Regions from separate parts of the Homo sapiens genome. Here all the other regions are linked to region 1. Evidence: chromatin contacts called from ENCODE Hi-C or POLR2A ChIA-PET data. All regions are on one chromosome and are shown on one strand. Each heading gives the region's core, a stretch centred on a gene start or an enhancer-like site at or near the end of the contact. The rest is flanking DNA. Distances are from core to core; before and after follow the strand shown.

What was found. Hi-C counts contacts between places; a loop is a spot of excess contacts on that map. ChIA-PET counts read pairs that join two places held with the same protein, here RNA polymerase II (POLR2A). Pooled maps may share reads with other maps.
Region 2: a loop to region 1 is called in a pooled map, with 6 times the contacts of the local background. The contact joins the promoter of UPF3B here to the promoter of LONRF3 in region 1. A Hi-C loop is called at or near these places in 4 of 50 pooled maps. POLR2A ChIA-PET finds 5 or more read pairs at or near these places in 2 of 52 experiments (A673 and activated T-cell).
Region 3: a map of CD4-positive, alpha-beta memory T cell shows a loop between it and region 1 (8-fold over the local background). The contact joins the promoter of UBE2A here to the promoter of LONRF3 in region 1. A Hi-C loop is called at or near these places in 1 of 168 maps with a recorded cell type or tissue (CD4-positive, alpha-beta memory T cell) and 4 of 50 pooled maps. POLR2A ChIA-PET finds 5 or more read pairs at or near these places in 2 of 52 experiments (T-cell and activated naive CD4-positive, alpha-beta T cell).

What each region holds. Positions count from the first base shown.
Region 1 is chrX:118,973,138-118,975,958 of GRCh38, forward strand. LONRF3 (LON peptidase N-terminal domain and ring finger 3) reads left to right here and starts at 1,481. Exons shown (of 11, transcript NM_001031855.3): 1 at 1,481-2,460. The coding sequence starts at 1,644.
Region 2 is chrX:119,851,713-119,854,533 of GRCh38, forward strand. It overlaps UPF3B (UPF3B regulator of nonsense mediated mRNA decay), which reads right to left and starts at 1,251. Exons shown (of 11, transcript NM_080632.3): 1 at 1,061-1,251; 2 at 55-161. The coding sequence starts at 1,216. RefSeq lists an enhancer at 1,226-1,285.
Region 3 is chrX:119,573,166-119,575,986 of GRCh38, forward strand. It overlaps UBE2A (ubiquitin conjugating enzyme E2 A), which reads left to right and starts at 1,398. Exons shown (of 6, transcript NM_003336.4): 1 at 1,398-1,590; 2 at 1,736-1,816; 3 at 2,210-2,235. The coding sequence starts at 1,547. It overlaps LOC124905208 (a long non-coding RNA gene), which reads right to left and starts at 1,330. Exons shown (of 2, transcript XR_007068307.1): 1 at 970-1,330. RefSeq lists enhancers at 1,170-1,670, 1,671-2,171 and a silencer at 1,629-1,798.

The DNA.
Region 1 (2,821 bases), core at 231-2,730:
GCAGAGACCCGAGGGGGCCTGCCATAACCCAACTCTGAAACATGACTTAATCCCAAGTAAGATCAGCTCTAACATTTGTTCAGAAGCAAAAATGATGGATTCTAAAGTTTGACTTCCCCAAGGTCATCTGGCTAAGAGGTGGCTGCAGCAGGGGGCAACAATAGGTCTTCAGGCCCCTGGGGCGGCAACCTGGCACTGCCCAAGAGCCCGCAGGCTCTGAAGGCCAACTGAGCCAGCGGCAAGCCTAGTCCCTGCCTCCCTGCTTGGAGCAGTGCGACTATACCGTTTTCTGTCTGCTCATTTGTGAGCTTGGTTCCCGTCCTAAATGTGGGGGTTCAAGGCAGACAAAGAGTGTGCAGTTGGCCACCCCGCTCGCCTTCAGGAAGTGTGTAGGACACCGTCGAGGCCCCCTAGCCATTGTAAACCAGGCGCTGAGGCTCGTGCCCAGTTGTACCCTTCCCGCGCAGCGCTCAGGAGCGACAAACCTGGAGGCTATTCGGTCTGCCACTGGGCTGTGCCGGGATTCGCGGACTTTCTCCTGAATAGCGCTCTCAGCTCGCGTCTTCCCCCTGCCACTCTCCCACGCCCCCAGAGTACCCACCGACCCCAGCAGGCCGGGTACATCCCTGCCGCGCCCATCCGGCCAGTGGCTCCAGGGGCCGGCCTGGTGTGTCTCCAGCTGGGCGCCTACCGCCTGCCCCAGCGCTAGTTCTGGCGTTGGGGGTAGAGAGGTAAAGAGGGGAGTTAGCGGGGCATCTCCCTCCCAGGGCTGAGCCGGCAAGCGCATCTTCTCCGCGAGTTCCTCACTGTCCAGCGAGCGCTGCCCAACTTCTGCGCCGGTGGGACCCGCTGCTCTGAGTCACTCTTGGCACAGAACACCAAGCACCCTCAGAAACCGAATTCACCACCTTTGGGAGGCTCCTGGGAGAAGGCAAGGAACCCAGGCGGGGCTCCCAGGGCTCTCGGGCTGGGACTGGGTTGTGTGTGTGTGGGGGGGCTTCACGGATACCCCTCCCAACCTGCTTCCTTTCCCTGACAGCAGCCATCTCCCCCAAGAGGGAGAGTCTTAGGCGTCCCGGAAGACCCTGCGGACTGTGCACCTCGAGGTACCAGCCTCTCCTGGGAGGAGTGGGGGGCCGCTGGTCAGCGGCTGGCAGAGGGGACCTGTTTGCTGGCCCGTTTGGAGGTGGGATGGAGTGGGGTTTGGAGACTGAGAAGCCCAAGAGAAGACACTGAGTTTCTCCCCACCCCACAACCCCACTTCCGAAAAAGAACCAGGTGGTGAGGAGGAATAAGGCGAAGTGTAAACACAAACAACCTCAAAAAGAAGCCAAGAAAAGCGAAGCCCAAAGAAGCAAGAGCAACACTGTTACAAAACTGTCTGGTTTTGTAACAATTTCCCCGCCGCCGGCCAATGAACAGCGTGGCGGCACGTCACGTGGTACCGTTTTATATAACACTTTGCTGAGACAAGACAGTTATTAGGCGGCGCGGGGCGGCCGGCATGGAGCTCCCGGAGGCGCGGCAGGGTCAGGAGCTCGGTGGCATGGCGGCGGTGGCTGCCCCGATTTCCTCCAGCTGCCACTCCTTGCTTCGTGTCCCCGGTCCCTAGACGCCTCGTCTCCTCCCGTGTCCCTCTTCCCATGGAGTCAGTACGGATCGAACAGATGCTGAGCTTGCCCGCTGAGGTCAGCAGCGACAACTTGGAGTCGGCGGAGCGAGGGGCATCAGCGGCCCAAGTAGACATGGGCCCCCACCCAAAGGTGGCTGCAGAGGGCCCCGCACCTCTACCGACGCGGGAGCCAGAGCAAGAGCAGTCTCCGGGGACCTCAACGCCGGAGAGCAAAGTCCTGCTCACGCAGGCAGACGCCTTGGCGTCCCGGGGGCGAATCCGTGAAGCCCTCGAGGTGTATAGACAGCTCTCCGAGCGGCAGCAGCTGGTGGCTGAGCAGCTGGAGCAGCTGGTGCGCTGCCTGGCGGAGAAAGTCCCGCAAGGCGAGGCGCTGGCGCCGGCGCCCCCGGACGAGGGTAGCACTGCAAGCGGCACCGTGGCGGCGGAAGAGACGGGGGCCGCCGCGGCTGCGGCGGCCACCGAGGTGTGGGACGGCTTTAAGTGCCGGAAATGTCATGGGTTTCTATCAGACCCCGTGTCCTTGTCGTGTGGCCACACCTTTTGTAAACTGTGCCTGGAACGTGGGCGGGCCGCCGACCGGCGCTGTGCGCTGTGCGGGGTCAAGCTCTCCGCCTTGATGGTGGCCACTGGGCGGGCGCGTGGAGCCCGGCGGGCTGGGCAGCAGCCGCCGCCGCCGCTGCGAGTCAACGTGGTGCTCAGCGGCCTCCTCGGCAAGTTGTTTCCAGGCCCAGCGCGAGCGTCGCAACTCCGGCACGAGGGCAACCGACTGTACCGCGAGCGCCAGGTGGAGGCGGCACTGCTCAAGTACAACGAGGCAGTTAAGTTGGGTGAGTCCAACGCGCTGCCGGGCCGGGGCTGGGGCTCGGTGGCTACATGAGGGAGCGGGAGAACAAACCCCGCAGCGAGAAGGGATTTGGACCAGGGCAGAAGAGGGGGCGGGGGACCCATGGACTGTGGCGGGGTGGGGGAGGGGTGATTCTGGGGCTGGGTCTCTGAGTTTGTTCTGTTTTCACTGCTTATCTGTGTTTCACTGTGTTTGTGTTGATCTCGGTTGCTTTTTGTCTTTTCCTGCTACTTCTGTTAGCTTTTGTGTTCCTGTCTCTCAGTCCCCGTTCCTGTCTGTGTCTCCTTGCTTCTGGTTCTTTTTCTCCGTCTCTTCGTATCTTTGTCACTGTTTCTTTCTTTTTC
Region 2 (2,821 bases), core at 1-2,500, 880 kb after region 1:
AAGAATGAAAGAAACCTTTTTCATTTACCCCTTTCCTTTTTTTTTTTTTTTTACCTCGTATCATTAGAAAAAAACTCAAAATAATCATGCTCAGGCATAGGTTGAAGATGTTCCTGAAGCTGCTCCTTGGTCAAAGTGGGAGGTAATCTTCGAATTACCACCTTAAGAAATGCATAAGGAAAATAAAATTAGTACAAATCAGTTTTCTGTCATACCTGAAAGAATCACAGTTCCTGAAGAAGGCTGGGCTTTAAAATATGAGATCACTTGTAAAAACCCAGGAGAAAATATTCTTCTGCAGCCCAATGCTCAGAATTAGTCAAACATAATAGTAACGCGGTTTAAAAAAACCCTTGGAAATGAGAACCACCTGGAGCAAGGAAAAATCGCAGGTTTTGCTCTTTACAGCAGCCCTGCAGTTTACCAGGTTTGTGCATCATTTTCGATCACCCATTTTTTAACAGATCTAGTGGCAATAACTTAGTAAGCCAACGCTGGTCTTTGTGGGTGCCACGAAATCTTGATTTAGCAACAAGTTTCTCCCACGTCCAACACATCTTAAAACAAAATCCTTGCCCATTGAACTTAAGAATTCAAAACTCTAACGAATACAAAAAATCTACCCATTGCTCTCAAAATAGGATGCTCTCGATCTACCCTCCTGTACCATTAATCACCCTGCACTCTCCCCCAACTCGCCTCCATGAATAATATTCCCATCCCTCATGTCTCCTTCACTATTTAATATTTCTCCCCAATTACACCTTTAGTTCCTCATTCTTTATACCGTCGCTCTTCCCTCCCATTATCATCTCACAGCTCTGACCTAAACCCTTCCCGTTTGGGGAGTCCCCTCTTTTCCTCACCCCCACCCAGGATTTGGCCGGGAGGGGCTCTCCCCATTTCGGGTGAATGGATGAACCAGGATGATGCGACTTCCATTCAGGCGAAGAGATAGAAGGAGAACCTGAGAAAGAAAGGGGGCAGCCCCATTCCCAGCCATCCTCCCCGCGCTGCGGACTCGTCCCGCCCTCTCCCGGGCCAGCGGCCGACCGGGCACCTTGCTCAGCGCTTCTTTCTTCTCCTTGTTGCGATCCTGCTTATCTTCCCCCTTGGAGCTGTCCCCCGAGGTCCCACCACCGCTGCCTGTGGCCCCGGCGGGGGTTAACAGGGTTACTCGCTTCTCCTTAGGCCTGTGCTCCTTCTCTTCCTTCATGGCTACGTCCCCCGCTGAAGCGGCTTGGCCGGAACGGGGTTACCCCGGGCACAAACGGCTCCCGGGAAGCTCCCGTCAAAGCTCCGCCCCCAACAAATGCCCCTTGTGATAAGTCGGGCCCCACGTTCCATTGGGTCCTGCCAAGCTCTCGCGAGACTTGGGCCTTTCCCAGTGCAAAGGTTTTAACACCTGGTTTTTACTTCCCGCCCGCCAAGTTCCTGCGCCACCCAATCCCCTCGCGGCCCAGACTCCCTCGGGGCCCGCCCCTTCGCGCGTCATTAGCAATTCCGCCATCTTGAAGTGACTCTGTCGGGGACTACAAATCCCGGCATACAAAGCAGCTACCCGCTTTTGTTGGGCGTTCAGGGGCCAGAGCTATCTCAGGGTCCCTGTTTGTGAGTAAATCGAATCCTTTCATCTTCAGAGTTTTCCAGGTCGAAAGATAGGTTCTTCACGCTTAGTTTCCATCAGATAAACTCAATGCCGTCCAAATTTTGCCTCACTAGGGGAGCGACTTGTATTTTTTATCATTGAATTCAGAGGCTTTAGCATTTATTTTCCTACAACTAAAAGAAAAAGCCTAACATTTAAAAAACTTTATTTTCCTTATATTGATTAGGATTTACAGATACTTAGTAAATACTACAATATTAGCCGAGTTCAGTGGCGCACGCCTGTAGTCCCAGCTGCTCGGGAAGGTTGAGAAGAGAGGATCTTGAGCCCAGGAATTCGAGGCTGCAGTGAGCCATGATCGCGCCGCTGCACTCCAGCTTGGGCGACAGAGCGAGACCCTGTATATAAAAAAGAAGGATAATAATAAATAAACACAAGATACTGATATTTAAAGGAGTAATATGACTAAAATATACAAGATTTGTTTTCATCACCTTATTTTAGCAAAAGGATCCTTCTCCCCAGGTACTGATGTCCCACAGGGAGGGGAATAAAAATAAAACCCAACTTGATTTAGTTGCGATCACCATCTTCACTTAAAAAGGGCCAATTTTACATTATTTATAATAACTCCAAACTGGAAACAATCCAAATGTGAATCTAACAGTGATTATGTTGAGTGACAGAATCTAGACACAGAGTACATGTTGTACAATTCCATTTATATGAAATTTTAGAAAAATAAAACCACAGTGATAGAAAGCAGATCAGTCGGCCAGGCGTGGTGGCTCACGCCTGTAATCCCAGCACTTTAGGAGGCCAAGGTGGGTGGATCACCTGAGGTCAGGAGTTCGAGACCAGCCTGGCTAACTTGGCGAAACCCTGTCTCTACTAAAAACAAAAAAAATTAGCAGGGCGTGGTGGCACATTCCTGTAATCCCAGCACTTTGAGAGGCCGAGGCCGGCGGATCACCTGAGATCAGGAGTTCGACACCAGCCTGGCCAACTTGGTGAAACCCTGTCTCTACTAAAATACAAAAATTATCTGGGCATGGTGGCAGGCGCCTGTAGTCCCAGCTATTTGGGAGGCTGAGGCAGGAGAGTCACTTGAACCTGGGAGGCGGAGGTTGCAGTGAGCCGAGGTTGTGCCACCGCACTCCAACCTGGGTGACAGAGTGAGACTCCATCTCAAAAAGAGAGAGAGACACAGAC
Region 3 (2,821 bases), core at 148-2,647, 600 kb after region 1:
AGTAAGTCCCACCCAAAATTTCCTTTTCCAAACTTGTCCCTCTCTCTCTATTCTGTAATTCTGTTAATGGCACCTTCAAAACCCCAGTTATCTCGGGGCTTAGAGTTTCAGCCACTGTTGACTCCTTCCTCTCTCTTGCCCCATATTCAGCCTGTTGCCAAGTCCTCCCCATTCATTCATATCCTCGCCTTTATTGTCACTGCCTGCTTCAGTATCTCGCACCTAGATACTGCAAGAGTCTCCTGCCTGCTCTCTTGAGACCAATCTCTGATAAGGACAGCTCTAATGATGTCACTTCCCTGCTCAATGGACTTCCAAGGAATCCATTAGCTTGGCATTCAAAACTCTTGATGACTTAACCCAAATCTACCTTTCTCCTATTTTCAATAATTTTTAAATGTGTATTATGCCTATCTTCTAAGTTATTTTGGGTTGACCTTTAAAAATTATCCTTTAAAACTGTTATTGCTTTTGCAGGTCCACGGACTGTGACTCTTCCTGCAACCTGCAGCTTTTCCACGTTCCTTTTACTTCAGACCCACTGTCCTTGCAACTCCCTGCAGTCGGATAGTCTCATATCTTGGACTCTTCTGAACATAAATAGCCGCTTGGCTTGTTGAACTACCAAGGGGAAATGTGGTTCCAGAGCCAAATTGTGAGTGCCCAAAACAAAACAGAACAAAACAAAACCCTACTCCGCCTGCCTTAAGCTCCCATTCCCTCCCACAGGACATACAACACTATTTCATTCTGCCCTGGGGTGATCATTGGCCTAAACGTTGAGCGCCCAATCCTGCATTCAATCCCACAGCCCCGCCCCGCCCCCCCGTCATAGTCAAGGCCGATTTATTCTTTTGATTTTCCGTGATTTTAACCAATCACTCCTCTCCCCACCCCTCCGACCCCAGTCTCCGGTGTCCGAAGGGGTTGTGCACCCTAGAGTTGCCGCTTTTTGAGAACCGGTTTTACCTCCGCCCACTCCTTCGTCCTCTAGTTTGGGACTTCCAAACTTCTCCCCTCTCCTCCCCGGGCATAGTGCGCGCTTTCATGAATGATCTGGTCACAAAACAAACAAAAACGAATAGAAAAAGAAAAAAAGAGAAAAAGAAAAAAAGCCGAAAACTTCCCAGGGTTTGCCTTAGAATTAGCAGGTGGGGATGGACCCCGTTCCACCACGAGCTCCTCCAGCGCCCGGGGCTCCGGCGTACCCTACGCCTCTGCGCTCGCGGCCCCGCCCCGGGCCTCCCGTGGGGCTTTAATGACATAAGCAACTTTCCTCGCGCACCCCCCGCCCCGTCTTGGTACGGCCTGTCCGGCGCTCGACGTTCCACCCCCCTCTCTCTGCTCTCAGGTTGGTTCAGCCCCCGTCTACACTGGGGTGGTGCTTAGCCGGCGCCAGACCGACCCTCGACTTCGGAGAGGCAGCGCGGTTCCTCTGGGTGCTTCCGCCTCCCCTTCTCCTGCTTCTCCAGCCTCTTCGGCCTCCTCGCCCGCCGCGGGAACCCGAGACCCCAGTGTATGCCCCACCCCTGACCCCGCTCGCGACATGTCCACCCCGGCTCGGCGGCGCCTCATGCGGGACTTCAAGAGGTAAACCGAGGGGACGGCCGAGGCCGGGGGTTGCGAGCTGGGGCACAGGGCGGGTCCCGAGGCGCGCCGGGCGGGGAGGGCTGGGGAGCGGCCGGGAGCGGGCGCCAGTGCCGGCCTAGGGGGACCCCTGTCTGTCTTCCCGAAGGTTGCAGGAGGATCCTCCAGCCGGAGTCAGCGGGGCTCCGTCCGAGAACAACATAATGGTGTGGAACGCGGTCATTTTCGGGTGAGTCTGCGTTCGTGGCGGTGGCGAGAAAACTGGGGACGCGAGCAGCTTCGGTCTGCGCTCCGGGGCGGGCCCCCCGCGGAGGCCGAGCGGGTAGGGGAAAATGTTTGGGTCTGGCTGGGCCTAGGCGCCTCCCCGGAGCCTGTGCCTCGATTAGCTCAGTTCCCGCTGCCAGGGGGAACCGCTTGGGGTTCTAGGGGGGCGGGGCGGGGAGTGGTGGCGGTTAGGCGCGGCGGCTTGCCCTGTGTCTCTGAGCCCGGGACATCCATTTGTAGTGGCTTCCGACCCCGGTAGCGGTGCTGGAGATGGCAGAGCTCGGGATAGCCATCTCAGATGAAGCAGGGAGAAGGGGGCCCCTTAAGTGGGAACTGACCATTTTTCTCTGTGTTGCAGGCCTGAAGGGACCCCGTTTGAGGATGGTAAGAGAGAGTTTCTTTACCCACTTTTCAGGAGCCTGGTCATCTGGGGAAAGGGTTCCCAGTCATCCTGGAAGTGTCTCCTGCTTAGGAACCTGCCTCTGCCTAGCCTCTGTCTGCTAAAGGCTTGAGTGGAATGCAGTGTGTGGCTGGTGGTTCTGGATATTGTATGCTTGACTAGAACTGCACCTTTCTTCTTGCTTTCTTAAAAAAAAAATCTGTGTAAGGCAGTCACTTTTTAAAAGGAGCAATCATAGCACTGGTATTAAGGATTTTTGAGGCTTGGGCTGTAATTCTGCTAAATTCAGCCCTCCATCACTGAATTAGTATAAACCCAACCAGTTGCTGATAGGCAGCAGAGACCCCAGAGACCATCTGGTTCAGAATTCTACCCCAAGGGCAGGAGTTGTGTTCAGCAGGTGCTTGGTAGATGTGTGTTGGATGTTGAGTGGATGCGAGAATCCCTTGCGTACAACTGTCTGGTTTCTACAATCTGACATTGAATGCCTGTCAGCCTCACTGCTCTAAGATGGTCTTAAATGCCTCATTTGAGTACAGTATTCTTTCTTATTTTTAAGTGAATTTGCAG